Linked DNA regions of Homo sapiens: region 1 is linked to region 2. The links are chromatin loops, found by intact Hi-C in ENCODE. Cell type or tissue: gastrocnemius medialis. All regions are shown on one strand. Each heading gives the region's core, and the rest is flanking DNA. Links, peaks and the distances in the headings are about the cores only. Region 1 overlaps UNC13C (unc-13 homolog C). Region 2 overlaps UNC13C (unc-13 homolog C).

Region 1 (16,006 bases), core at 3,648-11,647, 61 kb before region 2:
ATCTTAGTCTAGAAAATTATAGCGAAGTGAAACTGTACGTCAACAGCTCTTGGCTTATGAAATTGCTCTGGCAAGAACACAATTCATGAATGTCAGATGTCTATAACTTTGGCTTGTGTTTAGATCGCCAAAAGAAAGCACTGTGCTGAGGTTGTTAAAATATAACCCATTCCTAATGGAAGATAAAACCCAAGGTACCCTAAGTAGCAAAAATACCGTGGGCCCTAAATAAAAGTTTGGATCTCACAGTAGCAGAGAGGAAGCATCCTCATGCAATGCATTGTACCAAGGTAAGGTAGCAGTGGCACTTTATTGATGATGATGATGATGATGATGGTGATGATGATGATGATGATGATAATTACAAGGATTTGAATGTTGGTTGTTCCGAACAAAACTCATGTTGAAATTTGATTCCTGATGTGGCAGTGTTGGGAGGTGGGATCCGGTGAGGGGTGTTTGCCATCATAAATAGATTAATGCTCTCCCTCAAGGTGAGGGAGTTCTTGCTTTCCTGAGAATGGATTAGTTTCAGAAAAAAGCTGGTTGTTAAAAATATTATAATTTTCTTATTTTCTTTCTCTCATGTCCTCAGTTGTCATGTGATCTCTTTGCACTCCTTTTTCATGTTCTGCCATGAGCAGGAGGAGCATGAGGCCCTCACCACACATAGCTGCCCAATGTTGAACTTAGGGGAGGGAGAGGAGGAGAAGAAACTGTGAAAGTAGAAATAAGCCTACTGGCATTTTACAATTAAGTTTTTGAGGGAATGGAATAATTCATCTACGTTAATTATCCAGATAACTGAAGTACCCATTAAAGATACATATAATGGGGATAATTTGGAGATAATTTTGATTAGATATTTTTCTAAAAATTTGTACATCTCTGACTTCTTAAACAATATTCAGAACACAATATATGTCTTTTCTTAAAATGACTCAATGCCTGTCATGAATATCATTCACTACTGTAGTGATCAAGAGAAGCACTCTGAAACCAGACTGGTTGGGTTCAAATGTAAGCTTTATATGTGTCAGTTGTGTGATTTTGGAACAAAATACTTAACATCTCTGTGTTTTAGTATGCTAATGTAGAAAATAAGCATAATAGTAGTTCCATTTCATAAGATTTATTGTATGGCTTTGTCTCAGGCTATTTTTAGTATAAAAGAATACTTAAACTGGAAAATTATTTTAAAGAAAGAGGTTTAATTGGCTTACAATTCTGAAAGCTGTACAAGAAGCATGGCACCAACACTTGCTCAGCTTCTGGTGAGGGCTTTGGGAAGTTTACAATCACAGTAGAAGGTGATGGGGAGCCAGCATGACACATGGTGAGAGCAGGAAAAAGATAGAAAGAGGAAAGAGGTGCCACATACTCTTAAACAACCAGCTCACATGAACTCAGAGCAAGAACTCACTTATCACCAAGGGGATGGTGCATTCATGAGGGATGACCCCCGCCCTGTGATACTAACACCTCCCACAAGGCCCCACCTCCAACACTGGAGATTACGTTTCACCATGAGATTTTGAGGGGTCCAATAGCCAAACCATAGCATGATTCAGTGAATTAATGTGCGTATGTAGCTATAACAGTACCTGCCAAATAATAAGGGCTGCATAAATGATTATTATTGAACATGTCAAAGTTGTTTACTCATTTATTCATTCCCGTAGGATTTATTGAGCAGCTACTATGTGCTAGGTGTTATTCAAGGCATTTGGTAATAAAGGCCCCTGCCCTCACAGAGCCTGAATTCTAAGTAGAAATGATAGATAATAAAATAAACCTAAGTACATTATGTGTATGATGTGTGTATGATGGTCATAAGAACTATGAAAATAAGAACTAAACCAGAATAAAGGGAATTGGAAGTGCTGAGGCAGGGTAAATTTTGGCAGGGAAGGAGCAGTATTAAATAGAATGGTAAGGTTATATAAGTCTCATTGAAAAGATGAGTTTTTAAAAATCTTATGTATCACATACAATAAATAGCCATAAACTATAGTACTTTTGAGGTAAAATAACTTTTTAGTTCTCTCACTTATATATTATTTTGCCCCCAATACATTTATGCTTATCCCATTTGTCAACACAGGCAAGCCAAAATGACGCAAGAACCCTTCCTCTGTGTGACGCAAGTCTCCAAAAGAGAAACATTAACTCCTTTATGCAAAGCAAGTCCATGGCTAACAAACCATGTCACCTAAACTTTGACTGCCTTGCCCTAGACTTTATCATGGCTCAGTGCTCCTGTCCTGAAAGGAAGTCTCTCTTGGGTACTACAAACTAGTCTTTTAGGCCCTCTGCTCCTCCTCCCACTCTACTGTGAATGTTCAGCTATATGGAGATTTAAGCACCTGAGGAGGGAGGATTTCAGAGTAGAACTGGAAGCACGATGGGGTAAATGTCTTAGAAACCCAAAGAAGGGAAAAGGGCTCTTGTATTTGAAGTTCTGTATTAACTTTATTTGATATTTGCGAGGAGAGTATAAGCAACTTGCAACCACGATTCTATACTCCAGTTATAAACTAACCCAAATGGTCTAGGGATTCAGGCATAGAGTGAAGTGTATCCTGAACTGACCCTTTACATTTTAGTGTTTTCTTTTTGGTTTTTTGTTTTTTTTTGAGACAGGGTCTCACTCTGTCACTCAGGGCTGGAGTACAGCTGCACAATCACGGCTCACTGCAGACTGGAACACCCAGGCTCAGATGATCCTCCCTCCTCAATCTCCTGAATAGCTGGACTACAGGCACAGGCCACCATCTCTAGCTAACTTTCTGTGTTTTTTTGTAGAGACAGGATTTTGCCATATTGCCAAGGCTGGTCTTGAACTCCTGGGCTCAAACAGTCGGCCCACCCTGGCCTCCCAAAGTGCTGAGATTACAGGTGTGAGCCACCACACCAGGCCTACATTTTATATAAATGTTTTATGTGTACAAATATCTAGAAGGTTCTACCTCTTAATATCGGCTAAACAACGATTACACATTTTGATTTTAATGTCAACATGATCCAACAAACTAGTGCAACTTCTTTAGAATTGGGATAGTCAATTTATCTATTAGGTTGAAATAAATAAGATAAAATGAGATAATACAGGCAAAAAGTATCTGGTAGATGTTAACATATTTTATTTAAGGTGTGTGTAAGACACTGTTTCATAACTACTGAATATTTTTGAATCAATTTTCTCTAACTATATTAACTTTGAACAAATTATTTAACTGCTGTGAAACACAATTTCCTCCTCTATATGTTAGAAATAATTCCTACTTGAAAAGTTATTGTCAGAGTTACAAAGAATACTCATGAAGAATCTCGTATGCTACCTGACATATAGTTGTTGTTCCAGAAATGAAATAAATATTTATTATATTATGCAAAGAAAACTTACTATATATAAAATATATATATATATAGTTAACTGCATTAATATATATATATATATATGGTCTAACAAAACCAGTGTTAATTTTTCTTGTTTGTTATTTAGAGTTATTTCTATATTAGCTCTCTAAATCAGTTACTTTGTCACTAATTAGATGATTAATGTTCCCATATAACAAGCATGGTCATAAATGAGGATTGTGTGGCACAAAATATTTATTTTTGTACTGAAATGCAATGCTATGTCAAAATTACTTCATGATGAGAGATTCAAGCATTTATTATAAAAATCTCTTCCTTTTTGAACCATTGGATATAGTTTTATATATTTTGGTTATATGAAATTCAATTATTTATAATTCCATGCATTTATGCGTCATCACATGTCTCTTTATATGTTTATATGTCTCTTTAAGGTCAAGAATAAACTTATTTTATGTTCTCTACTTTAAGAACTATGAATTTCTGATATTTTACCCTACTTAAAAGCTGACTAGTTAGTCTGCCACAGTTGCATGGATGCTGGCAGAAAATACCATAATCCTGATACAAAGGTCAGAGACAAAGGATTTTGTTATTCATGGCAAAGCAGACAGCATTGGCTTCTTGTTTGCAATGGTTTCCCTTGTCCCAGTTCCCACAGGATGACTTGGAGGTGGGCCTTTGTGGATGCAGGACACGCGGTGGACTTAAGCAAGTCAAGCCAAACTTTGCTTCACGGGGAGACATTATATTTATTACACTGATCAGCAAACAAATCTGTACTCTATTCCACAGGAGTAGATGCTACAAAAGGCAGTCAGAGCCTCTACTAGCAAGACGTAAAGAAATGCAGGGCATTCATGAAGAATTGTCTGGCAGCACTCTATAGCACTTAGTAGGCTAGGTATCATAGTAGAAACTCAGTGAATGCTGAAGTAAATTAATTTGACCAGGGAATCATTTCAAAGGAGCACTGAATTGAAGTCATCACTGTAAATTACGCAGCTATTTATGTGAACTTCTATGCTGGCTTCCCTTTCAACTGAAGTTCTAAGAAAGATACTGATTTTAAAGAACTCAAATATTTCTATAAATGTTATGTAGAATGATGCTAAGGGTCCATGGCAATCAAAGATAGAGATAAAGGGGAATGAAAATTCAATTAGTGAAGTGACAAATTATAGGAGTTCCTTACTGGGATATTAGCAAGAGTTATGATTAGTTGTGTGCTGGTAAATGTTTAATACTTGTAGGTTTTATTCAAGTAGGAAAAAAAAGTCCTACTTGGTAGCATTTGCCTTTTTTCCTAGTATCAAGTTATCCTACTATGACCAGTTTCAAGCTATCAATGTGATTATCTCTGAATGCGGAGTTAGGGAAATATGTCTACAGTTTGCTCTTCATCTAGAACCGTGGGCTAGCTCCAGTGCACCACTGGTTGTGGTGTACAAAGTGGAAGTAATAACACCAAAAGTTCACTCCCCAACAAAGCTCCATCCTTTGTCCCAGTGTTCCCCATCAATATGAACAGTGTCAGGTGCAGTGCTAGTGGGATTTCATGGGATATCCATATTTGGCAGATCTAACATTCATTGCTTAGTCTACAGAAGAATCAAAGGAAATGAGCTTGTATGACAACTCTCAACCCTGTGAGCAGGACTGAGGTCAGGATGCAGCGTTATTTTTCAACCCTTCCAATGCTATCATTATTGATGCCAAAGTCTTCTCCTCCCTCTTACATTGTCCCTGGGTTGTAAGGTAAGAAACAGGAGATTCCGTTTTGCTGGCTTATTCACTCCCACGACCCATTTATTTTATATGGGGTCCTAATTGTCAGTAGCTCAGATGCTTTAGCTTACACAAGGAGGCTAAGTGACCAAGTTATGAACACTAACATATTTTGGGACCAGCACTTGCTGACTGGTACAACATTGCTACCTTTGTTCCATTATCATAGTGCTTGAAGTTTACAAACAAACTTGACATGTTCTCTTTACCTCATTTCCCAAGGTGAAATAATCACAAAATGGTAAGTAGCTAAGCTTTCATCATGCCAAACTGCTGAGGAGAGATCCATGGGAGAGGTGTTATGGACAAACACCAAGCAGGCATGCGCCCAAAGGAAAAATTCAGGTAGATGTTTGTATCATTTTTATGTTACTATTTTCAGAAACATGCCTGATTTTAAGTGACTCTACTTACATTCTACTGTTCAGATGATTCTTATCTAAGTCCAGAGAATCATATACAGTCACTGGAAACAGCTCCCACATCAATGTATATTGAAAAATGACTGTTAAATTATGTACACAATACCGTGCTCCTTGTGGGATCTGGGAAGAATAAAAAAATATGTACACAATACCGTGCTCCTTGTGGGATCTGGGAAGAATAAACAAAGTCTTCTTTTGCTTCTCCAGCCAGCACAACCAAATATCCCAAATCTACATAGTTTTTCTCCCTTCTTCTCCCTCAACCTCAATTAGATCTATGTCTGTTTGTTTGTTTTAACTACTGGATTTAAAAAGTGCTTCCAGAATACAGTACTAGTTTGACAGTCGCTAGCAGAGTTGATTACACATTAAACTAAACATAGATGGATATGTCCTCTTTCAGACAGCTAAAATTACCTTTTGGTTGGGTGTCTGTTTTGGAAAGCTCAATTTCAGTTCCAGCAACTGTACACCTGAAAATGCAAGGCATACCCATTAGGAACAAACAGTACTTTTTCTCTATTTAAACCCTGATGGCCTTGAGGAGGCAAACTGCCACTATGCTAAGCACAGTAAGAACAACATTTTGGATTAGAGACATAATGAATCTATTTGTTTTTCAATTTTTAGAGAATCATACCGGTTAGAATAATAACCTTTGCTTCAAACCCCGAGGCAGAAAAGAAAACTTGGACAATCTTCTAATTTCTAATTACTCAAGACCTTCAAATGTGTGTCTATATGCTTGTTTTTGCTTTAGTAAGAAGTGTTTTAAAAGATGAATATTCCACAATGTTTACATATATTGAAGCATTAGGTTATACCCTATAAATATATATAATTATTATTTGCCACTTTAAAACTTTTAAAAATGAAAAGAATTCTTTCATTCATTAATTTCATTACTTATTTATTAAGTATTTAATATGTGTAAAATCCTATACTAAATACTAGAGAGGAAAAGTATATTTTATATAGTTCCTATTTTGGAAGGGTTTTTAATCTAGTGAAAGTCAAACATGTGCAGACAGCTTTAGCACAATTTTTAATGTGTATTATAAAAGGAATAAATGTAGTGCAATGGTAGCATGGTGAAATGGGTTCTCAACTAATTGATAGTTACTTAGGAACATGCAGTTAAGTCTTGTTAACTTTGTAAGCTTCTAATCATTTGCACAATCCTGGGAAATTACCCCTCTGGGTACATTCATGGGTTGCAGGCAAATTATTTTTACATGGAGAACATACATTTATTCTTGACCTTAAAGACGCAAGTTGTTGAAGAGATGTGTGATGATGTGTAAGTGCATGTAAGCATAAAGCACTGAATTGCATGTAACCAAAAATAGATAAAGCTATATCAAGCAGTTCAAAAGGGGAAAGATTTCTTATTTTGTAGCAGATAGGTAGATTGGGGAAGACATTTTGCAACTTGCCAACCTAACAGGTAGTATTGCTGGAAACTTTCAGAGGTGAGGGAATTTTCTCTAATCCAATGGCACCAGAAGTTTACCAGCCAAAGGCATTGAGATCACATATCCAAGGAGGCAAAGGCACAGACGGAGCTACCAAGGGAGAGAAATAACACATTGCAAATTGATGGTCAGAGAAACTTTTAAAAATTGACACTACAAATTATTATATCTTATCCTTGCCTGTGTGGATCAATTGGAATCCCTCCAATACCCATTCCCTAATTGGCAGTTCATTAAAACAGTACCTGATGTACAGTTGTTGCTTTTTTAAAAATTATATTTTAATTATACCCTAAAAATTCCATAATTTCTTTTAAAATAATGAGACAACAACGGAATAACAAACAACCAGAGCTTGGCTCTAGTTGTCTGTGAATAGGCTACTTCCTGATGAGATACACAGCCCAGGAGTTTTCTTTATTCTTTTCTTTCGCTAGTCTTTAAAATGAGCAGGACCTGAAAGGGCATTCTTGGTACTGTCTATCAAAGCTAAACTACTCGGTGAGATGTGTCTTTAGTCTGAGCTAAAGTCTGAGTTATGTTTTTCGTTGCAGTCAGCTTTGAACTGTGAAACTATATAAGAGGATGCAAGAAACATTGTCTAATAATAAGAGGGGTGGGCTGTGAAAGTCTGACAACCACTTAATAGTGTTAGTAGTCTCTGCTGTCAGGTACTGCTAATTTTCATTAGTGATAGAAGAGGGATTATTAAACATTTTAGGGTTTATATATGCAGCATACTTCTAAAGGATAGTGTGATTAAAAGGAATAAAGCGTTTCAGCTTTAAGAAATGTAGTTTCTTTGCTGTTGGAGATTTGATTCTACTTAATGACTTTAAAGTAAGCTATTAAGAAGTTGGTCTTTCATTAATTATGAATGATCATACTTTTAAAAACTATGTGTAAATGGCTGCTGAGATTTTCCTGAGATTACTACAAAAATTAGCTTCAAATCAAGGAACATTAATGCACACGATTTCATATTTACTACAGCTTTGAACCACAGAAGTGTGACTTAGATGTTTAAAAGCTAACACCCTAAATTGAGACCCTAAATAGCATGAATTTTAATTAAAGGGATTTTTTTTCAAAAAAATAGTGGATGCTATTATTATGAGAAAGTTTTGGGGCTGCATTTTTTGTTTTCTGTTCTGTAGCATGTAATAATGTCTGAGGCTAATTTAGGTACACAGAACATTATGGAGGGAGTAAGGTTTTTGGTATAGGTAATTGCAAGCTCTAGAAAAGTCTGTATTTTCTATTTGACAAACAATGTGTAAAGAAAATGAGTCCTAGAAGGTACATATTGTAATTGAGTTGTTAAAAGTTAATCCCTGACACTGACATTGTTCCCAAGCCTACCATTGAGAAAACCTTCAGGAGACTGTTGAAAGCTGCATTTAGGCTTTTTTACTTCCTCAACTCATTATACCAAAAACCTAGGACCATTTGGTTATTTGTTTTTCTCTGAAAAATATTTTTCATTACTGGAAATACAATTTGAAATTCCCTCTCTCATCAGGATAGTGTATCATTCATGTCGTCTCCCACTCTTTGAAAACTTTAAAAAATGGCATTAGCTTTAAAAAATAATGTAAAGGTGAATAATGAGGTAGTCACCACTTCTGAAACCATGTTTCAAAGGAACAAAGGTTTGAAAGAAAGCCTGCCTAAAGTGTTAAGGAGCATTATTGAGCTTTAATAGGTCAAATGCACAAGAAAAGAGAAAGTAATTTAGTAGAATACAAAGCCTCTCCTTGACAGTGAGGCCATCTTATCTTTAAAATATTATGGCAGTTTGAATTGGGACTTTTACCAGAGTTCATGAAGTGGCATGGAGGGATTGAGAAAAATAGTGGTGAAATTACCTCAGTCAAGACTCTCATTAAGAAGCCCATTAAGGAATCCAGGATTATTTCAACAATCTTTGAGACCACTTCTCTGTCTCCTTTATTTGTCCTCCAATCCATCATGAAAAGCACTGCCAGACTAGTCTTCTTAAAACATCATTTTAATCATGTCCGTTTCATGGCTAAATACCTACAGAAGATAGATGCAGCCATTTTGTCCAACATAAATTGAAACTGGGATAAGCTGGAGATGGGGAAAGTGGTTATTAGAAAGTCAACAAAAAGAGTTCCAGGCATAACACAATAAAATTCACAACAAATGTACATGGTGATCCAAATATAAAGATGCAAATGAGAGAGGATGTGAGGATGAGAGACAGTGAGTGTGTACATGAAGGAAAGTGGACAAGATTGGATATCTCTTGGATACTAGAGGCAAAGGAGGGGTAAAGGACAGGACTGCAGCGAAAGCCTGGAGCCCCGATTATGTCTAGCTTGCTGCCAATAATCTGGGTATCTTGCACAAGCATTTATTTTCTTCGCAGCTCATTTTCCACATCCTTAAAATACAAAAATATTGGAATATAGCATTTTTTAGGTTGCTTCAATTCTATAACTCAGATTAGCTGTTATTTAGTATTTTAAACCTCTTTGTGAAATTGATGGTAATACACAAAACAGAGACGAGGAAACAGCTAAAAAATGTCAGGGAAAATAATTGGTTCTGGAATGGATATATTGTCTTGAAATTGCTGGCATGTTTGTGAAACTATGTGAAAACTTTTAAAAAATCGTTTATTGACAGCCAGTGTGTTCCAGGCACTCAGCAGAACAGACATACTCCTTCCCTACTTCAATGGAGTCACTTCCTATACAAATTTACTAGAGAGAAAGCAAGAGAGGGCAAATATGACACAGAGAGAAATAAAGGAAAACATTTAAAAATGATGGGCAATTCAACATGCCACTTAGTTCAGTATTTTATTAATACATGCCCAGAGTGAGCGAGATGAAAGACATTAATATTCTATGCCCTATTTAAGTTTCATTTTTCCCTTGCCTCACAAGCGTGAACATTGTTGTTCCGCTGAGGGTAATTTTATATATTTTTCATGCAACCATGATCTCTGAACTTAAGCCAGTTACATCATCTTATGTTCAACCAAGGGATGAGTGATCATGACAACACAAGAACTATAGCCATACTGGTCTTACTGTGAGATGGCATGTTGGTTTCTAATGTGGTTCCCTCCAAAGAGATCATCAGGTTACTTTAGAGTACTATGTGTTGTTTCCAATAAAGAAAATCATTCTGCTTTACAGCAACAGTTAAGGTATCTAGGAGTTAATGGAGAGAAGATGTGAGAGTCTGGAACAATTAGTACTGAGGAGGAGCTTTATTCTTTGAAGTTTATTTCCATTTTGAGATGGGGCTTAGAAAGATATTTGAGAGGATCAAAGTAGTGTTTTTCAGATATTAGGGTTCATAGAAAAATGAACTTGGTGGAGTCATCTGTGAGACTCTTGTCTGATGTGAAATTAAATAACTGGGACTAGGATTGTGGATAAGGGCAAGGCAAGGAAGTAGCTCAACCAGGATGTGGCATCATCAGAGCTAAGGTGCCAACCAAGGATCAGTAGAGGAAAGAAAGTCTGGAACAAAGCGTAGTCAGAAGAGGAAATTAACAGAGCCAAAAATACAATAGGGGGTATGATCAGAACTTTGTCGACCTGCCCTTCTATTCTTTTAACTCTCTATGCAGATAGGTACCTACAAGTTCATGTCTGCCAGAGGCTCTTTCATTAATCTGTTCCTTAGTTTGGATGATTGTAAATACCACAGGGCAGCAGGTGGGCCAGCACACATTCAATCAACTTTAATTTTGTTTCTGTCTACACAAGTCTCTGATCAAATAATTGCTACCAGTAATACATAATCTACTTATCTGTATTATCTCCATCAGTGCTCCCAAAGATGCTTTAAGGCAAGTAATTTTTTTCATTTTCCGCAGTAGATAGATTCATAGAGGATAAAAAATACTTACTGGCCTAGGAAATTTCAGGCTCTTATCTTCTTCCCTATGACTTAAGTTCTTGCTGACTAACCCTCTTTAGTGTGAGGTCTCTGACTTCTGCCAGGTCCGTAGGCTTCCATCTTGCTCTTTCCAGGCATCATTTCTGGGACAAAAATCTAAATTTTAAAACAGAACCATGGACTACTTAATGTCACATCCCTCTAATGTCAAGACCTATTCACCTGAACCTCAACTTTTCATTCATCCTTGCTACATGCCAGAACTAGTTCTAGGAAAGTAGAGATGAGTAATATCATTTTATTGATTTTTAAAAAATTTGTATTATAGTGGAGACATTCCCTGTGAACAAACAAAATGCAGTTTTATAGGGGATATGACAGAAGACTTAAAACAATTGTTCTCAGACATTTTTCTGCTCCAGTTCAACCAAAAAGTAGGACATCCTCCTGTCAGTAACAAGTGTTTACCTTTCAACCCACACATGTGCTGGCAACACATTTGAGGGAAAACAGACATAATTTTCTCCTCCTCTTTCTCCCCTCATTCCCCATCTGTTTCCACTGAGAAATCCTGAAGTTAAGGGTTACAGAGATAGGGAAGAGGGTTACCTGGGGATAGGGAGGAGATACTTATGGATCAGTGAGTGTGATATTACTGTCTTACTTGAATGGTAAGTAGGTGTTAGCATTTGCTACTCAGTGAGGAGGCCAGTACCAGTAGAGGGAATGGTGGAGTAAAAACAGAGAAGTGTGGAATAGTATGATGCCTCCCAAAAACCTACAAGGAGTTCAGGATGGCTGGAACAATGAAGCTCAAAGACAGAAGTTGAAAGAGATGAGCTATGAGGGGGCAATTAAGCCTCACTGGGATGTAAAGGGGTTTGTTCTATATCCTGTAAGCAATCAGGGATACTGAATATAAAAATGACATGCTTAGATTTTGTGTTATGGAAAAATCACTCTGTTGGCAATCCAAAAAATGGGCTGGAGAAAAGCTGGGCCATTAGGTCAGAATGCAAGAAGTGGAATAGGGCACTATTGATGAGGAGCTTCAGGAGGGGGACAGATGGCAAAACATCCTATTGTAACAATTCTACAACATACATTTTTAATACATTATAAAAAATAGAAATGCATCTTAATGGGACGTAAAGGACCTCTTCAAGGAGAACTACAAACCACTGCTCAATGAAATAAAAGAGGATACAAACAAATGGAAGAACATTCCATGCTCATGGGTAGGAAGAATCAATATCGTGAAAATGGCCATACTGCCCAAGGTAATTTATAGATTCAATGCCATCCCCATCAAGCTACCAATGACTTTCTTCACAGAATTTGAAAAAACTACTTTAAAGTTCATATGGAACCAAAAAAGAGACCGCATTGCCAAGTCAATCCTAAGCCAAAAGAACAAAGCTGGAGGCATCACGCTACCTGACTTCAAACTATACTACAAGGCTACAGTAACCAAAACAGCATGGTACTGGTACCAAAACAGAGATATAGATCAATGGAACAGAACAGAGCCCTCAGAAATAATGCCACATATCTACAACTATCTGATCTTTGACAAACCTGACAAAAACAAGCAATGGGGAAAGGATTCCCTATTTAATAAATGGTGCTGGGAAAACTGGCCAGCCATATGTAGAAAGCTGAAACTGGATCCCTTTCTTACACCTTCTACAAAAATTAATTCAAGATGGATTAAAGACTTAAATGTTAGACCTAAAACCATAAAAACCCTAGAAGCAAACCTAGGCATTACCATTCAGGACATAGGCATGGGCAAGGACTTCATGTCTAAAACACCAAAAGCAATGGCAACAAAAGCCAAAATTGACAAATGGGATCTAATTAAACTAAAGAGCTTCTGCACAGCAAAAGAAACTACCATCAGAGTGAACAGGCAACCTACAAAATGGGAGAAAATTTTCGCAACCTACTCATCTGTCAAAGGGCTAATATCCAGAATCTACAATGAACTCAAACAAATTTACAAGAAAAAAACAACCCCATCAAAAAGTGGGCAAAGGATATGAACAGACACTTCTCAAAAGAAGACATTTATGCAGCCAAAAGACACATGAAAAAATGCTCATCATCACTGGCCATCAGAGAAATGCAAATCAAAACCACAGTGAGATACCAACTCACACCAGTTAGAATGGCAATCATTAAAAAGTCAGGAAACAACAGGTGCTGGAGAGGATGTGGAGAAATAGGAACACTTTTACACCGTTGGTGGGACTGTAAACTAGTTCAACCATTGTGGAAGTCAGTGTGGCGATTCCTCAGGGATCTAGAACTACAAATACCATTTGACCCAGCCATCCCATTACTGGGTATATACCCAAAGGACTATAAATCATGCTGCTATAAAGACACATGCACATGTATGTTTACTGCGGCACTATTCACAATAGCAAAGACTTGGAACCAACCCAAATGTCTAACAATGATAGACTGGATTAAGAAAATGTGGCACATATACACCATGGAATACTATGCAGCCATAAAAAATGATGAGTTCATGTCCTTTGTAGGGACATGGATGAAATTGGAAATCATCATTCTCAGTAAACTATGGCAAGGACAAGGAACCAAACAGCGCATGTTCTCACTCATAGATGGGAATTGAACAATGAGAACACATGGACACAGGAAGGGGAACATCACACTCTGGGGACTGTTGTGGGGTAGGGGGAGGGGGGAGGGATAGCATTAGGAGATACACCTAATGCTAAATGACGAGTTAATGGGTGCAGCACACCAGCATGGCACATGTATACATATGTAACTAACCTGCACATTGTGTACATGTACCCTAAAACTTAAAGTATAATAATAATAAAAATAAAAAAAATTAAAAAAATGCATCTTAATAACTGATGGTTTATTAAAAATATTGGTAGCCAAGCAAATGTTGTGAGTTTCATTGCCTGCACACTTGTAAATGTAGTTAAAAGTACACTGGGAAAGAATCACTTTTTGACTGTTTTAGTGGTGGCATTGCTAAACAACTGCAATGTCTTATTGTTTCATTAAAAAAATAAGGATAATTAGGGGAAGGGTAGGAGGCTTGTTTGCCTGTTTTGGTGCTTTTGGTAAGATTGAGAACCTATCAACATCAAAACCTGTAGCATAGTGGTTTGCTACTTGGGATGAAAAAGACAATAATGGTGTATTATTTTATGTAATACTAAACCACAGATGCTCTTGCTGGCTTAGAGGACAATATTTTGGAAAACGTCCCACACGTTGACAATTCTGATGAAGTCTAATTCCAAAGATTTAGACTCTGAATCAGAAGTTTAAGAAATAAGTTAACAATTTATTTTGTGTATATTTTCCCTTCATGTATTGACAAAAATGGTAGATAAATAACAAAAGTCTATGTCATACATAGATTTTTCGTGTCAGTTTATGAGGGACCTAAATTTAAATTCTAATTGCTAAGAAGGCATAGTGTCATAATTTAATTATTTTTTTCACAATGTTGTATAAAATAATGAAGAGAGATGGTGTTATAGCTCTGATGAAATATGAAATCAAAAAATCGTTAGGATAAATTGTATGTGGAAAGTGAATCACCAATTGTACAAACATAAATATTCATTCAGTGTTGACAATAATTGAAAAGAGAAGGGAGGATAACACACTCTGAATGGCTAATATTTAGCAGGTGGAAATTATATGGAGTCTATAATAGTCATCAGGAAAATTATATTATATATATAAAATACATAACGTTAGGCAAAAATGCAAATAGGTTTTCATAGGTTATCATCAAATAACTAACTAAATAAAAAGAGTTGTTTGTAAAAGTCTAACAGAATAAAGTTGTATTAAAGAAGAGGGATTTAGAATGATTGGTTATCTTATACCTTGCTTTAATGTTCCATAATGCTAAAAAAAATAAGATTAATCACATAGCCCTATCGAACAATTGTTTTGGCAACACAGAAATAAACAGAAACACTGCATTTTCTCAGACCCACAGTCTTCAATTAATTCAAGAACTCCTTCAGATACAGAGTATACAAATTTTCTGATTTGTAATAGAAAATAGCCAGTCTGTGAATATTAGCTAAATAACTATCAACTGTCCTCTTGTGGAATGGCAAACTGTTGTCCCAAAATCAGAAAGATTTTTATTTGAAAAATTTGCTTGATAGTTTTTTGGGAATTTTTGTTTTATTTTAAATTTTAAATTTTTGTGAGTACATAGTAGGTATAGATATTCACAAGATACATGACATATTTTGATACAGGCATACAATGCATAATAATCACATCAGGGTAAATGGGATATCCATCAACTCAAGAATGTATGCTTTCTTTGTGTTACAAACAATTCGATCATACTATATTAGTTATTTTTAAATGTACAATAAATTATTGTTGACTGTAGTAATATGAAATACAAGATTTTATCCATTCTATCCATTATATTTTTGTACCCATTAACCATTCCCCCAACCCTCCTCCACCCACCCCTACCCTTCCCAGCCTCTGATAACCATCATTCTATTCCCTGTCTCCATGAGTACAATTGTTTTGATTTTTAGCTCCTACCAGTAAGTGAGCGTATGCAGTTTGTCTTTCTGTGCCTGGTTTATTTCACATAAAAGAATGACCTCCAGTTCCATCTATGTTGTTGCAAATGACAAGATCTCATTTGTTTTTATGGCTGAATAGTACTTCATTGTGTATAGGTACACATTTTCTTTATTCATCTGATGATGGACATTTAGGTTGCTCCTAAGTCTTGGCTATTGTGAACAGTGCTGCAATAAACATGAGAGAGCAGGTATCTCTTCAGTATACTGATTTCCTTTCCTTTGGGTATATACCTAGCAGTGAGATTGCTGGGTCATATGGTAGTTCTATTTTCAGTTTTTGAGGAACCTCCAAACTGATCTCCATAGTGCTTGTGCTAATTTACAATCCCACCATCAGTGAACAAGGATTCCCTTCTCTCTATATCCTTGCCAGCATTCATTTTGCCTGGTATTTGGATAAAAGCCATTTTTTACTGGGTTGAGG
Region 2 (16,006 bases), core at 3,580-11,579:
TAATTTTCATATTAGGCATTTTCTTTTCCATCCTAGGAAATCCTAACTGGGTCTTTGCATCTTCCATGCCTCAACTTAAATTTTTGAAAACATGCAGTATTTATGATAACTGTTTTGATGTCCTTCCCTACCAATTCTAACATCTATGTCCAATCTTGGTCACTTTTGATTGATGGATTTTTCTCCTCATTATGCATTACATTTTTCTGCTACTTTGCTTGCCTGGTAATTTTAGCTTGAATTGCAGACATTGCAAATGTTACTTTGTTGCTTGCTGGATATCGTAGCATCCTATAGGTATTATTGAGCTTAGTTCTGGACATACTTAAGTTACATGGAAATATTTTTGTGCTTTGGATCTTGCTTTTCAAATGTGTTAAATGGGAATGAAATAGTGCTCAATTTCAGGCTAATTATTCCCCATATAATGAAGGCAAGACTCTTCAGCATACTCTTCCTACTAACTCATGAATTAGGAGGTTTTGTCTTCTGCCCAGTAGAAATTAGTATGATTTCTAGGACTGGCTGTGTGTTGGGCACTATTGCATCAAACTTTTAAATCTTAATCTGGCCTTGGGCAGTTTCTTTATGTGCATGCACTTATCATTACTCAACTCATTTCTCAAGGGGACCCCTGTGCAGATTGTTGAAATCTTCCTTCTGTTCAGCTCTTTTATTTTTGATATTATGCCCTGTGACCTCTAGCTGCCTTGGTCTTCCCCAACTTTCAATTCTGTCTTTCAACTCAAAGAGTCTAATGGACTCTACCTTGGTTTCTTTTTTTTTTTAATTTTTTATTTTATTTTATTATTATTATACTTTAAGTTTTAGAGTACATGTGCACAACGTGCAGCAAACTATCTACCTTGGTTTCTATTCCTTGCACAATGATTGGAAAACTCCCTCAAGGCAATAAGCTGAAGTAATCATAGGGCTCACTTTCTTTCTTTCTTTGTTTTTCTCTCTCTCAGGGATCACTGTTCATCACTGACATATCTCCATTATATTGAAAACCACTCTTTGATATATTTTGCTCACTGCTTGATTTTTTTATGTGGGAGGGTATCTCTGGTCCCTGTTAATCCCTCTTGACTAGAATAGAAAGTCTGGAAACCTGAATTTGATTGATAAGCCAAAAACAAAATAAAACAGTATGAGAGCCAACATAGGGCATGTCAAAGAGAATAAAATTTCTAGAAATATTGATCCAGTTGTAATCAGTAAAATAAAATAGAAATATTTATTGTATTATTTTAATCCTTCAAAGGGTCCTCCTTGAGAAATCAACTGAGTAATGATAAGTGCAGCCAAATAATGATGCATGTGATAAAACTACCTAGGACCACCCAAGTACTTGATGTGACAATTCGCAGTGCTCATCCAGACCAGGGCTAGTGCTTGTTCCCACCAGACTGGCTAAAATGCATCATAGTTCATGGGGAAAGTACACAGAAGTACACACCGGAATGGACCATTAAACTATGAATTATCTGTATTATTATTGGCAGTTTTCATATAATTTTCCATGTTGTGTGCCTGGTTTCCTTTTGATAGGAGGCTCTATCTGTACTGGCAGTAACAATATATGTATTTTTTAAACATCATTTCAAAGAAGAAATTCAAATTTAACACTGTACCTGGCCATGCATGAACTATATATAAGTACATAATATTTCAAAATATTTTCCACTTTACTGATAAAATATTTATTAACTTTAAGTGAAGCTACACTTGTAATTCTTTTCTATTTGTCTCCTTTTTAAATGCCAACTTTTTTAACATTAGTTCTTTCTGTCATCAGTTTCCTGAATTCTGAGATTTTATTCTTATTATACAGGTTCTATATCACTGGCTCCAGAAATACTATTTTGAAGCTACCAGTGCATGTTTTCATTTATCATAAAAATGGCATGAGAATTGCAGAGTTACCTTTTCTTTATAAACGGTTCTCTTTTGCAGAAAGAAATGAGTTCACAGTGAATTTATGTTCAGACGTTGAAAAATGTATACACATCACAGATGAACTCATCCATACCTTCCCCTCCCCTGACAGTTCTGCCCTGTGAACTGGGGTGGAAAAATATATACTGACATTCTGAAAATAAGATGTTTTATTAATAGTGTGACTTTAACTTCTGAGCTTTAGCTTGTCTAATATGAAAAATAGGGATAATAATACATACCTCACAGAATTGTTGTGTTTTTTGAGGTAGATACTATATATGAATTTCATAGAACTTGTTAAGTGTTAAAAATGATAGCTGTATTATTATTAGCATTAATAACATGATTATATCTTTGTGCTGAGCTTCAGGTCTTTACACTAAATATGACAGTAATAGTCCCATGCCAAAAAAGTTCCAACTTGAATAGTGAGGCCAAGGGAGAACCAATGAATAGGTTGCTGTAAAAAGAAAAAAAAAATTCTACTAAAATAAGAATCAGAGAACTGAGACTGGGAAATGGATCTGAGAGATAGTTTTGTCCAACTTGCTCACTTCACTGATGAGAAAATCAAAGCTCAGATGGGTTGTAGTACATTCGACACTACAAAGTAGTGCCCTGTTGTGAAGCCACAAATAAGATACAAGCAGAAATTGGGAAGTGTGATTTTTTTTCCCCCTACATCCAAACTCTTCACTTGAAAAATTGCTGCAGACCTAAACAAGGCAAGCAATCACAAAACTGGTAAAATGAAAAGGTAGTTGAAATAATTTTTCAACTTTGGGATTTGGCCTTAATTATCCCCCCATTAATTGCACTTTAATGCCCTCTAGAGATTTTAATGCTAAATAATTTCAATTTTAATTTTATTTATCTTACTTTAAAACAAAGAGTTTGAATTTATAATCTTTAAAATACTATAGATGTTGTGTGATTTCAGAATGGGGCACTCTGGACAGCATTTGGAGAGAACAGAGGCATAACCAATTAAGCCCTTACAGAAATCTGAGTTACAAGGGGTTGTAAACAAATGTTTAATTCCTAAAATATCACGTGAAGATTAATTAAGATAACACATATGAAAGCACTTTGAAAATGATAAAGTGTCATATAAATCTAAGGTGCTGGTTATCTTTGCTCTTTGATACTGAATTGTATAGTTGATCATTTCATAATTAATTATGACCTTCAATTTCACTTTCCTTTGCTACTGTTAATGAAATGTCTTATGCTTATCATAAACCATTCCCTCAGGAGGAAAACAAGTAAGTCTCTCTCAGTGAGTTATAGAGAGAAAATGCCAGTATGGTCTGCCAGTTTGAATAAGAAATTTGAGAGTTAGGAGATGACATTTTCTTCATATGTTGATGCTGTTCTCTGAGGACTCTATAGTTGAGGCCTTGGTGCCTCCTTTTTGCAAACTTCTGAAATAAAAACAAATTTCATGCTGACTCCCTGCAAGAGTTGAGGTAGGTCATAAAGCTGATAGTAGATATGTGTTACTTAATCTGTTTTTAATAGATATTAACCATTGGAGTAAAGAATTAAGTTAATGAAAGTCTAGTCAACAAAATGCCTGTGATAGGAGTGCAAATGTGTCCTCATTTATAGTAGCATTGAATAGGCATGGGAATGGTAGTTAAGTATTCTACGTATGTAACCGACTGGACAATCAGCTCCACTTACTTCTTGGAGTATCCATTTAATTCCACCTAATTTCCTGAGTGACCGTTATATGTAAAGCACTGTAGTTAAGTACCATGGAAAGTATTGACTTAAAGAGTGATTCCACGTTATACAAAAAGCTCTCTGGCCAACAAGATTATAAACCTGAATACCAGTACTATTCTGGGTCTAACATGTTTCTGGACCAATCCTTAACCTCTTTGAATCTCAGTTTCGCCATGGGAAATGTGCTAAAAGTTATTCCCCATCTTGACAGACAGTAACACTAAACTCATAATGCTGTAGTTTAGAAGCATGATTGTTTTGGACCTTTTGAAGTATATGGCAGCCACGTTCAATTCCTAGCTACCCAGATGTGGTGCGCAGAGTGCCTCAGGCCCATGGCTCTCCACCGTGCCATGTGCTGCTCAGCCGGGGCTGAGTATCAGTTAAGCATAAACTAAGCTCTATAAAAGATAATTTATTTAATACCATATTTAAAATATTTTGATAGCACAGCAGACTAATATTTTAAAATGACAGCCTGAACATAATCATGCATCTGATTTATTGCCTAGATTACCAGCAGTCTTTTCCTAGGCTATGTGGGAAGGGAGTATTTCCTCAGTTGTCTGAGCCATTTTACAGTGATGGTACCAACATCAGCAAGTCATTTGTCACAGAAGATGGTTCCACAGTTTCTAAAGCAAGGAGTTTAGTCACACTTTATGGGATTAGAATTTATTTATTTATTTATTTCTCTTTTTTTTCTAATCATTGCCTACATTGTGATTATGTCTAGCAGCAGGAAAATAATAATAACCAATTCTACTGTTCGCTTGCTAAATGAGATTGAGCCATTACCTATCCACATACAGCGAAGCCAACAGAACAGAATTTACATTATCACTGCTTCTCACTAGAATCTAAGGGTTTTATAATAAATAGCGGAAGGAGTTATGGAGAGATCTAAATTGAATGTCATAAAATATAAACTTAGGGTCACCAAAGAGAATTAATTCACAGTCAGTAAACTAGAAAATATCAAATCAAGATGCATGTTTAGAGCTATCACTGTAATATTCCATAGGCAGGGGTGCAAGGTGCTATGAACTTGACTTAGTTTTAAATTGAGAACCAAACAGAACTTAAATAAAATCTCCCAGATCTTTAGGGAGCAGTTGGGGGTACAAACAGCAATCTTTGTGGGTAAAAAGGACTGTTCTGCAGGAATCTGTCTCAGTCAGAGGAAAGAGAACCCTCTACAATTAAACTAGTACATGGAAAACGGATTAGGTGAGGACAAATTTTAATATATGAGAACAGAAAGTCCTTGCAGAAACCAGGAAAAGCCAAACAAATTGTCCCAAGGGCAGAAATGATTATGCTTGTTTATTCCTCTCTTCTTCTCTGAGAGTTTATTCACCTATATCTGTTTTTCCATCTTTCCATTTGCACACACACTCCTTTCACTGTGTCCCTATCTCCCTCCTTTCCCCGCTTTTCCCTTTCCTCGCTTCTCTGCACACTGATCTGATTCTTGATCACTACTCAATAGATTTTCTTGTTTTTCACTTCCCCATGGTATATCATAGCCTTGGCCATGTGTTTCCCAACTCTAGCACTCAGTTTGCTGCTGGAAACCTATTTGGGTTTTTCAATAATTAGCTCAGTTCATCTTTACAAAGCACCATACAAGTCCTGGGTTATTGGTCTATCAATGATTGGAACATCTTAAAACTATCACTTGTATGTTTCATGTGTGGAATGGAGACCAGGGAAGTCTTAATGGGGCATGCTAGTCACTCATTTGTGGGTTGAAGCAATTTCCCCTGAGTGTAGTATTACACTACAACCAACTGATCTAGCAGCATTTTCAAGATCCGAAAACTAAAATGCCAATCTATCTCTACTTGGTTCATTCCCTCACTTCTTGGATGTACCCCTTGTGTAGACCACCTATTTTGAAAGCAGAAAAAGATCAACACGCTAGTACTGTCCCTGGCCAAACTGGGAGTCTGCAGATCCCTGTTGACTCAGATCCATATGGTGTAAAATTCAGCTTTCTGAGCATTTTTTTGGTTAGTATCCGCCCCAACACTCTGTAGATAAATAATTCGTTGAACATGTATTTAAGTGTGAGGTACTCTCCACAGTGTTACAGACACTGAGGTAAATATGTAAGACACATGATTTTTTTTGCCCCAGAGCTTTCATTACAATTGGAGTGGAGATGATGCTGAGGCTAACATCGTCAACAGGGGGAGCCAGTCCTAGGGAGGTAGGGGAGAAGTGGTCAGTTCTGCCTGGTGCTGCCAACTTGACTTGACAATAGGATAGATATTTGACTCCAAATAAAAGATGTTTAAAGCAAGGTAATATTTGAAAGCTGGGCAAAAGAAGTTTTAAATAGGTAAGCAATGTGTTGAAGAAATATTAATGGCAAGGAAGAAATATCTAAAACAAAACCCAAATCATTGCAAATATCATTATAATTATAGGCATGGATATTTGTGTGGTCATTTACTGTATCTCAAATCCTATCATATGTATAATACTTCACAACTAATCATTGTCATTATGATTGTTGTTATCATTTTACAAATGAGAAACCTTTGGGAGACCAATAGATTTTTGCTAAATAATCCATCCCAACAAGCAAAATGGAAGAAACACAACTCATGCCTGTATCTTCTATTATCACATAAATATCCACTTAAAGGTGTGTACTATAAACTCTAAAGCAACCACTAAAAAGAGAAAACAAAAAATGTTATGGTTAAAAAGCTAATAAAGTAGACTTTTTTTTTTTTTTTTTTTTTTGAGACGGAGTCTCGCTCTGTCGCCCAGGCTGGGGTGCAGTGGCGCGATCTCGGCTCAATGCAAGCTCCGCCTCCTGGGTTCACCCCATTCTCCTGCCTCAGCCTCCCGAGTAGCTGGGACTACAGGCGCCCGCCACCACGCCCAGCTAATTTTTGTATTTTTAGTAGAGACAGGGTTTCACCATGTTAGCCAGGATGGTCTCAATCTCCTGACCTTGTGATCCGCCTGCCTCGGCCTCCCAAAGTGCTGGGATTATAGGTGTGAGCCACCACGCGCGGCCTAAGTAGACAAATTTTAATATCAAAAATGATAAATCCTATAAAGGGGGTAAAATAAACAAATGGGGGAAAACAGAAAGCAAATAGCAAGATGATAGACTAAAACTTAAATATGCCAATGATCACATTGCATAAAAAACATCTAAATGCCCCGAATAAAAGGCAGAGATTGTCAGATTGAATAAAAAAGCAACATGCAAGCATATCCTGCCTGTAAGAAATACACTTTAAATAAAGACACAAATAGTTATACTACTCGTAGGTAGGCTACTTAGAACACTTTGCCCAACAAGAACAGAATTATCTATCATTTTGAAGTACTCACAGGAGATTTGTGTTGATAGCAAATAAACACATGAAAATATGCCCAATAGCATTAGTTATTAGGGAAATTCAAATTAAAACTATGTGAAAATCACATCATACTTAGTATAATAGTATGTTCTTTGTCCCCTAGTATTATTTTTTTCTGCCCTTTTTTGAACCACTTGAATATTTTTTATAATTGTATATGATATAGTTTGTTGGGTTATTTATATCTCATTATTTTGTTATTCTAGTTATTGCTTTAGAGTTTATTATGTATATATCTTTAAGTTATAACAGCCTACCAGTAATATAATATTAATACTACTTCACATACAATATGAGAAAGTTATAATAATACACTTCTAGTTGTCTCCTCTATACCTTTATCCTGTTGTCACTAAGTGTTGGTGAGAATTCTCATAGAACTGGAATTCTGTTGTTGGTGGGAATATAAAATGGTAAACCACTTGGGAAAAGAATTCATTCCTTTATTGAAAAGAAAATATGTGTCCATACAAAGACTTGTATACAGATATTCATAGCTGCTTTTTTATAATAACTTAAAACTGAAAACAACCCCAAGTCTTCATCAATAGGTGAATAGATATCAATAGGTGAATAGATATAAGTCGTGGTAAATCCAGAGACTGAAATACTAGTTAATAGTGAAAAGGAATGAGCTGTAGGTATACACAATATCTTGGGTAAGTCTCAAAATAATTATGGTAAGTGACAGAATTCAGACAGGAATTCTTACAGTATAATTTCATCTATATAAAATTATAGAAAATGCAAAATGCAGACTAATTTCCAGTGTAAGAAATCAGATCAGTGTTTTCCTGGGGAGTAAGGAAAGGAAAGGATGAGAGGAACTGATTACAAAGAATCTCAAAGGAACTTTTGGAGAAACTTTTGAAATACAACTTTAATTATGTTAATCATGGTGATGATTATATAGGTGAATGCATATGCCAAGACCTAAAAATATTGTACATTTCAAATGTATGCAGCTAATTGTATTTTAGTTATACCCCAATAAACAGTTGAAGAAAAAACTCTGACAAAAAATAACTCATTCACTGTGTTAGCAGAGTCAGTATTCCACTAATTACACCCCACAAATTCAAGATGATATAAAATTGCTGCTTCTACTATGATGATTATGACCACACAGTAATATCAGTGATCCTGACCACCACCATCCTTTGTGGTCTGGCATTAATGGTTTACAGTGTTCAACACATCTAAAATCTAAAATACAGTATCATGTGCATTTACATCCTTACATTTATGGCTGAGAAAAATGTCTCAGACTTTTGTGAAATTGTAGATAGTATAGCCAGAACCCCAAGTTCCTTAATGGGCTAGTTAGGATGTAATACTGTTGTGAATTTTTTATACGTTACTCATTGAGTTCTATATAAAAAGTCATTACTCAAAATTAAAAGAATGTGCTATCTCAGGCATATCTACTACTTGCCTTTAACATTTTTCCCCATTAGTCTTACGACATTTGAGACCATTTTTGATACAGTCCTTCCAAATTTTTATGTACTTTATATATGTTACTGTAATTTTCCTCACCTAAGTTTTGAGCTACTTAAGGACAACCTCCTAAAATAATTTTGGGTATAAAGTAAGCATAAAAATATGTTTAATAATTATTTTCAAAAGATAATTTCTATAATTGATTTTTTTACCAATGAAAGCATCTTCTATAAACTTTTACTGTTAATTTAAAAAATTTATTTGCACTATTGCTTCACTCTTATTTCTCCTTTGTTTTCAATGACATTTTCTTCCAAATAATTCCAAAGACATGCCTTTCTTTTCTGTGCACGATACTCAAACATTATGATATGAACTCAGATGTTGACATTTTTATCAGCATCTCCACAATGTTTTCCTGCCTGATGAAATGTTAAGAATGCCTTTAGTCTTCATTATATGTTTGTTATTTTCTTTCAGTTATGTTTCTACCCAGTAAACTTTGAAGCTGATTTTGACTAGAATTGGACTGGGAGGGACAATAAAATGGATAGCACTTCTTTTGACTTAGTTAAAGCACTAAAATAAGAAGTAGGAAGTAACCTCTTGAGCTTTTATTATGATTAGATCCATATCATCTTTTTTCACCCTGTCCTTACAGAACAATGTATAAGGTTAAGAAAGAACAAGATGGAAACCTACCACTAACTCTGGGGGAACATTTGGCATGACTTTTCACTGCAAGATGATGCCTAAGGCGCCCTCTGGCATTCATAGGTTTATTACTTTATAGAACTCTACTAATTGGCAGATAATTAAGTATATGTGCTGGGAAAATTTCATCAAAAAGGAGACATTAACTTTATCTTTTTAATATTGCTGCTACAAGGGCCATATTTAAAATGGTTTAAGACATGCTTTAATAAATATTTAATTTTAAGCAATTATTTGTTCCTTGCTTTGTTCCAAGGATGAATTAAAACAAATAATTCAGTTGTATTTTTCAATTGCATGTTCAATCACAAGGATTGAGATGAAACCAAATGATTTGAACCCAATCTATTTCATAATATGAGAGTAATGTTGTAGAAAAAAATGATACAGTTGGGGGAAATTAAGTAGCTGATAAATTGATGAACTGGCACTCCAGGCGATCTCAGATTTTGGAGGCTACTCTACAGTTAGAGTCCTTTAAGTACAAGTAGTAGCCGGTGCACAGTCAGAGAGAAACAATCCCCTTAGATAACTTTCTGTTTATGGAAAAGGGATCAGCGTGGCATGCAACTCAAAAATAACTCTTATGTCAATGCTCTCTACCGACCTAACTTTCCTTACCATCTTTGGCCACTCCATCCTGACCTGAGACCTCTGACTATTTTGCCTAGTTTTTGCTGTGCCTTTTTAAATATTGGCACCCAACTCTCTTTTCACCACTTTTTAGAAATCTTACCCTTTTTCTTTATCAGCCACTCCTTATGAGTATGGATCTTGTGATTTTAGAACTCCAAGAAAATTCTTAACAGCCAGAAGTTTCTTTACTGCTCCCTACTTTAGAGTCACATGTCAGGTTAATATTCTCATGTGAGCTTGAAAGCTTTAGATTTCTTTGAGTAGACAAAATTAATCCCCTATCTGGCGAGAGAGGAATTGGGAAGTTCCCTGAGGAATGGCTGAATTTCTGGAAAAGCATTCACTAATGTCTAAATGATCCTCTCTAGGATCAATGCTGTTCTCAAATGAATCAAATTTAGTATATCTTGATGATCCCAGGGCTTCCTCAACTTTGTCGTTAAGCTGTACAATGCCGTTCTTCTCTCCATCTCCCCGACACTGATCTCTTCAGTATCTTTAATAATCAGACTAGGTTTTGTGAATGCACTAGTTATTTTTTTTAAATGTAATATCTTTCTTATACTTGCAAAGCACATACTGGATTTTCAGTTAGGACACATCCTTCTTCATCATGCAGAACTGGTCATTACACAATCGAGCCATGTGAAATTCTTGACATTTGACCCTTTTGACCTATAAAAATGGAAATATTATATGGTTCAACCTAAAGTAATCGCTTTCATCAGAATGATTTCTATGTGAACCATCAGTCTTACCTCTTTATCACCTAGAGCACAGTATTTGTTATACTTTTTAAAATATAAGCTATGCTTATGTTTGATCAAATTGGGTTGTTTTATGTTTTATTACACAAACTTTTGGAAATATTAAATACATTCAAACAGGTGTCTGGTAAATTTTTCATTCAGATGTTCATAAACATATTTATTCAACTTTAGTTCTTATGGCACTTAAGTTTGCATTTTAATGATAAAGGGCAATACTGCAGACAGATGAGTACCAGTGCCAAAATATGACAGGTGTTGCCAAGTGTTTTGTGGTATTTGTGCAGTGACTTGGCATTTTCAAAAATTCCATCTCTTTGCATTTTTCACATCTAGCAAAAGAGCCCAGAGAGGACTGAGGAATAACCAACATTACTATTTGTGAATTCTTAAGAACATTTGCTCCGTTTGAGATAATTGGTTGAAGCTTAGACTTAAGTGGAAAAGTTAATTGGAATGTGAGATTTCCTAACATTTCTCCAGCAGTTCCTTGGTGATTAGTACAATCTTCTTTGTATAAGCCTGTACTGTGCTGTTGTATTGCTCATGTTTGGGATGAGAGGGATGTTAGTTGACAGTGTTTACTTTTGTGATTGCCTCTCCCGATTCAAGTTTGGTGTTCAGATAAAGTCTGTTTGGGAAGCTGATGGAACCACAACTTGTTACTGGCATTTCCATCATTGCCTCAAAGTTTCTTGAAAGATGGCAGCTCTTCTTTTCTAGCAAGGAAGGTGGGGGAATAGCTAAGAGAAAGGATGCCAGGTGTCTACAGAAATGAATGCTGACTGATCCTGTTTTCTTGCCAAAAATAAACTCTGGCTATTGATTTTGTTTAACTCTTTTTCTCTGGCAAGAAATATTTATTATCTCCCTAGAGGTCTTTTAGATGTGGGAATGTGAAGCTTTTCATTAGAATGTTTTTCTGTTCAGATAGGCTGGTAAGGAAATAGAAAAGTATTGCATGAATATTTATGCCTGTATTTTGTTTACTGTAGGATGGATGTGCTCCCTAAAAGTCAATATAATATAAAAAGATAGGTTTTCAATGATCTCATCAGCAAATATTAAACAGTAAAAATTCTTAGTGTTAATGAGAGTACAGAGAAGCAGATAGAAGGGTAAGCACATACGTGTTTCTGGATAACATTTTAGTAATGTGTGTGTATACAGATATGCATATAATATGCACACCTTTAAATCTAGCAAAGCTACTTTTAATAATTTGACTAACATATTTTCACAAGTTTATAAACATATACATATACAAGGGGTTCTGTGGTTCTGTGTAGTATTGCTTCCAACAGTAGATAAATGGAAACTACTTAAATGTCTATCTACTGTATATAGGGGAATAGTTAAATAAATTAGGACACAGTAATATAATGAAATACAATATACTTATTAAAAAGAATGATGTGTCAGGATGTACCCAATGTGTTAAGTTAAAGGGGTAAATGATATGTACAATACGATCCCATATTTGTCACAATTCAAAGTAGATACATGTATCTACTTTGATAACAATATATCAAACTTTTTAAAGGCAAATACTAATACTAAATAATAACTTTCTATTAAAATATTGACAATAACATTCAGTGAGTCAAGTAATGAACTGGATACAGCTATCACAATAAGAATTGTGCTCATTGCAGACGGAAATTGATAGAGGAGAGTTCCATATTTCTGAAAAACCCATTGTCTCTCTCTCTCTCTCTTGCTCTCTCTCCATATATATGTATACATACAAGTATACATATATAAACATATATGTATGTATATACATACATATACATATATACATATATAAACATATGTATACATACATATATACATATATAAACATATGTATACATACATATATACATATATACACATACATACATACATATATATATATACACATATATATATATATACTTTTTAAAAAAATTGTGACAGAGTCTCACTCTGTCGCCCAGGCTAGAGCACAATGGCGCAATCTCTGCTCATGGGAACCTCTGCCTCCCAGGCTCAAGCGATTTTCCTGCCTCAGGCTCCTGAGTAACTGAGATTACAGGCATGTGCCACGATGCTCGGGAAATTTTTGTATGTTTAGTAGAGATGAGGATTTGCCATGTTGGCCAGGCTGTTCTCAAACTCCTGACCTCAAGTGATCCGCCTGCCTCAGCCTCCCAAAGTGCTGGGATTACAGGAATAAGCCACCATGCCCGGCCAACACTCAATATTTTTAAAAGTCTTTAAACTATCCATATACTTATACAGACTGACTATATAAGCATTAAAAACAATTATAATAGTTTATAAAGTGCTATTATTTTTCCAAAACTTTTATATCCACAATTTTCTTTCCAATTCACTCATTGTTACTAGTGCAAAATGTTTATTAGTCTTTATACAGAGGTTTCCTTTTCTGAAATAAGAAAGTTGGATCATACACTCCAGAAAAATGCTTTGTGTTTAAGATTTATTATCAAGACACAAATGCTAAGATCTTTCAGAAAAGGACAAAGAAATACTGAAAGGACTGAGAGAGAGAACCAAAGATATACTTAAAGCTAAATATGTAGTTGTATGTATTTTTTCATGGCATTTTCTTTATGGGTTTGGCATGTGGTGTGCTGGTCATTTGCCTTTCAGCTCTTCTATTCCTTAACTGCTGTTATAGTTTTCTGGTAATTTACAGAATGCAACAGTGGGAGAAATTAAAACCACCAACTCTCAGTCAAATACGAAGTTGAAAAGAATGCATGCATTCATTCCAGAGATACTTACAAGTATTGCTTATGTATCTATACACTCCAAAGTGCTATACTAAGTGATACACATGTACACATTAATCCATTTAATTCTTACAACAGTATTATGAGGTAGGTATCATTATTATTATCACCATTAAACAGAAGACAAAACCAAGGCAAAGAGATTAAGTAGTACAATAGTCAACAAGTGGTGGAACCAAAAGTGAACTCTCATTTTTATTTTTTTTCTTGTTAAGTTTTACTGTGGTATAATATACATATGATACAATTTATTCATTTTAAGTGTGCATCTGGATTTGTTCATGTAGCCTAATGTTTTTGAGTTTCATTCATGTGGGGTATGTCTCAGCAGGTGGTTTCTTTTTAATAATGAATACTATTCCATTGTATGGGTACACTACATTTTGTCTCTTCTCCAGTTGGTAGAGGTTTGAATTGACTCTACTTTTAGGTATTATGAATAATGTTGCTTGAGCCCTTAATCTTAACCAGTATTCTGAACTACATCTCCATCATATGAGTGATTTTTAGGTAACTACTGTAAAAAATTTTGCTATCTCTAGTTCTGATCATGTATGTAGTTATATATACAGAATCATAAATATATGAACACATGTATACATACATATACACATACATATATATCATCAATTCAATATGTATATATGTGTAATTATGATGTGGGATATTTCTCAGCCCCTTCGCCAGACTTGTAGAAGGGGCGCCCTCTCTACTTGTCCCACTGCGCTCAACCTCTTGCAGGAGTGAGCAAGTGAGCGTGGGATATAGCCAGCTGCTCTGAGTATAGGAGTAAGCCCCATGTGGGACCTGTGGCCAGACCAGGTGTGTCACTTCAAGGGGAACATGGCACTGCCCAGGTGAGGGTGCCCACGACCCCAAAACCCCAGAGGGGGTGTTACAGTGCTTCTTTACTTTTGTTGTCCATGGATGGTGGTGTGTTAGCAGCTCAGTTGGCCCCTTGCCTCATCATGTGGGGTGGGTGCCCTCTGCTGACAAGTGCAAGGGGCCAGTGTGACAGCCTTTTCTTCCTACCTGCACTCAGTGGGTCCCAAGCTCTTGTCTGGTGTCCAAGAAGAATGAGGTCATGTGGACAATTGAAGGATGGTGAAGGTGGAGAATTCTATTGAGTGATGAAAACAGCTCTCAGCGGAGAGGGGAGCTAGAGAGGGGACAGGAAGTTCAGGTCATCTTTGCTGGAGTCTCATTGTCTCTCCCTCAAGGTCAGGCCGTCTCTCCTCTACTGACTGAATCTGGGGTCTTTATAGGCACAGGATGGTGTGTGCATGCTGACTGGTTTGTGAGTATGCAAAAAAGGTTAAAGTGAAGACCTCACTCAAAGGTGGACATGAAAACGTAGAAAACCAATTAGGAAAGGGCAGGTATGTATAAAATAGATGAAGGGTGGGGATCAGTCAGAGGATAGCACATCAAACAGGAAGACAAGTTCTGAATCCAGTCCAAGGATTTAACTTGCAACTAGGCTTTCAGGCTTTAAACTGTATTCAGCTTTGAGGAGGGGTTTCACCTGCTACACAACCCTATCTGCCTAGGCATCTGGCTGCCTCCTGTCACTATCAATTATATACATACCTTCAACAATATGGGTATATATACAAATCCACATAAAACGATGTATATATCCAATCATATATATACACACACAGAGACATAAATATATATACAAAAGAATATAAAATTTAAGTATTAGAATCATTATAATCCCTACATTATAAGTTTTTTTGTCTCAGTGATCCATTGTAAAAATTTCCACATTGTAAAAGATATTGCTAAACCTAAATGTTTAATAATTGATTATGATTTTATTGTATCAGTATATATACATTATTTAATCAATCTCCTGGGTTTTATAATTAGGAAATTAGAATGTATTATATTTTATATATCTATGTTGACATGTCCTTTGCTGTTAAGGGTGGAATATATTTATACATTTGAATAATGTAATTAGTTACAAGCAGTTACCTGTAATTAAAAATCTAAGTGCCTAGAACATTTCTATGTGATATATATGTGTGTATATATATATGTGTGTGTGTGTGTGTGTGTGTGTGTGTATGTAATATTTAATCCCCTTAAAAGTAATTATCATTACTTCAGTTTTATCGATTGGGCGCAGAGGCTCAGTGCAACTGAGCAACTTTCCCGAAGTCGTATTGCTAGTGAGTGGCTCCAATGGAATTTGAACTAGACAGGTCTTTTTCTAAGCTAGTTCTATTATTCCATCATGTCTAATACATATTGACCTTGAAAGTGAAATACAAAAAATGTGTAACTAATACTGTGAATCACAGATCTTTGAATATTATAGCTAGAATAAGAAAACCACAAACAACAGCAACAGACACTGTTCCAGTCCCTTTACAGTTGTATGATCTTTTGTTCCTCATTACAACCAATGACTTTAGAGATTATTGATGTTTAGCTCTTTGTTCTATGGACGGGTAAATTTTTAGAAAGAACACATATCGCCACTTAAATAAAAGTCAGATTTGGGAAGATAATTTCCTTATTAAAATATCAAATAAATATCAAACATACATCCAAAGTGGATCTTGTTTCTTCAAACAAATAGTTTAAT

Evidence for each region. Hi-C counts contacts between places; a loop is a spot of excess contacts. Peaks named below come from ENCODE experiments on the same cell type or tissue, not always from the same donor. Only the 100,000 strongest peaks of a DNase experiment are listed, where the experiment ranks them.
Region 1: it touches region 2 in a loop (2.1-fold over the local background); 3 of 110 quality-filtered maps call a loop at or near these places.

What each region holds. Positions count from the first base shown.
Region 1 is chr15:54,206,794-54,222,799 of GRCh38, forward strand. All of the region lies in intron 4 of UNC13C (unc-13 homolog C), which reads left to right. Among named protein-coding and RNA genes, the nearest start is that of UNC13C, 240 kb to the left of the region's middle. In gastrocnemius medialis, for the core only: no CTCF peak of the experiment used is centred there; no DNase peak of the experiment used is centred there; H3K4me3 peaks cover 1,432 bases; H3K27ac peaks cover 3,329 bases.
Region 2 is chr15:54,268,258-54,284,263 of GRCh38, forward strand. The region is part of intron 10 of UNC13C (unc-13 homolog C); the gene reads left to right. Among named protein-coding and RNA genes, the nearest start is that of UNC13C, 300 kb to the left of the region's middle. In gastrocnemius medialis, for the core only: no CTCF peak of the experiment used is centred there; no DNase peak of the experiment used is centred there.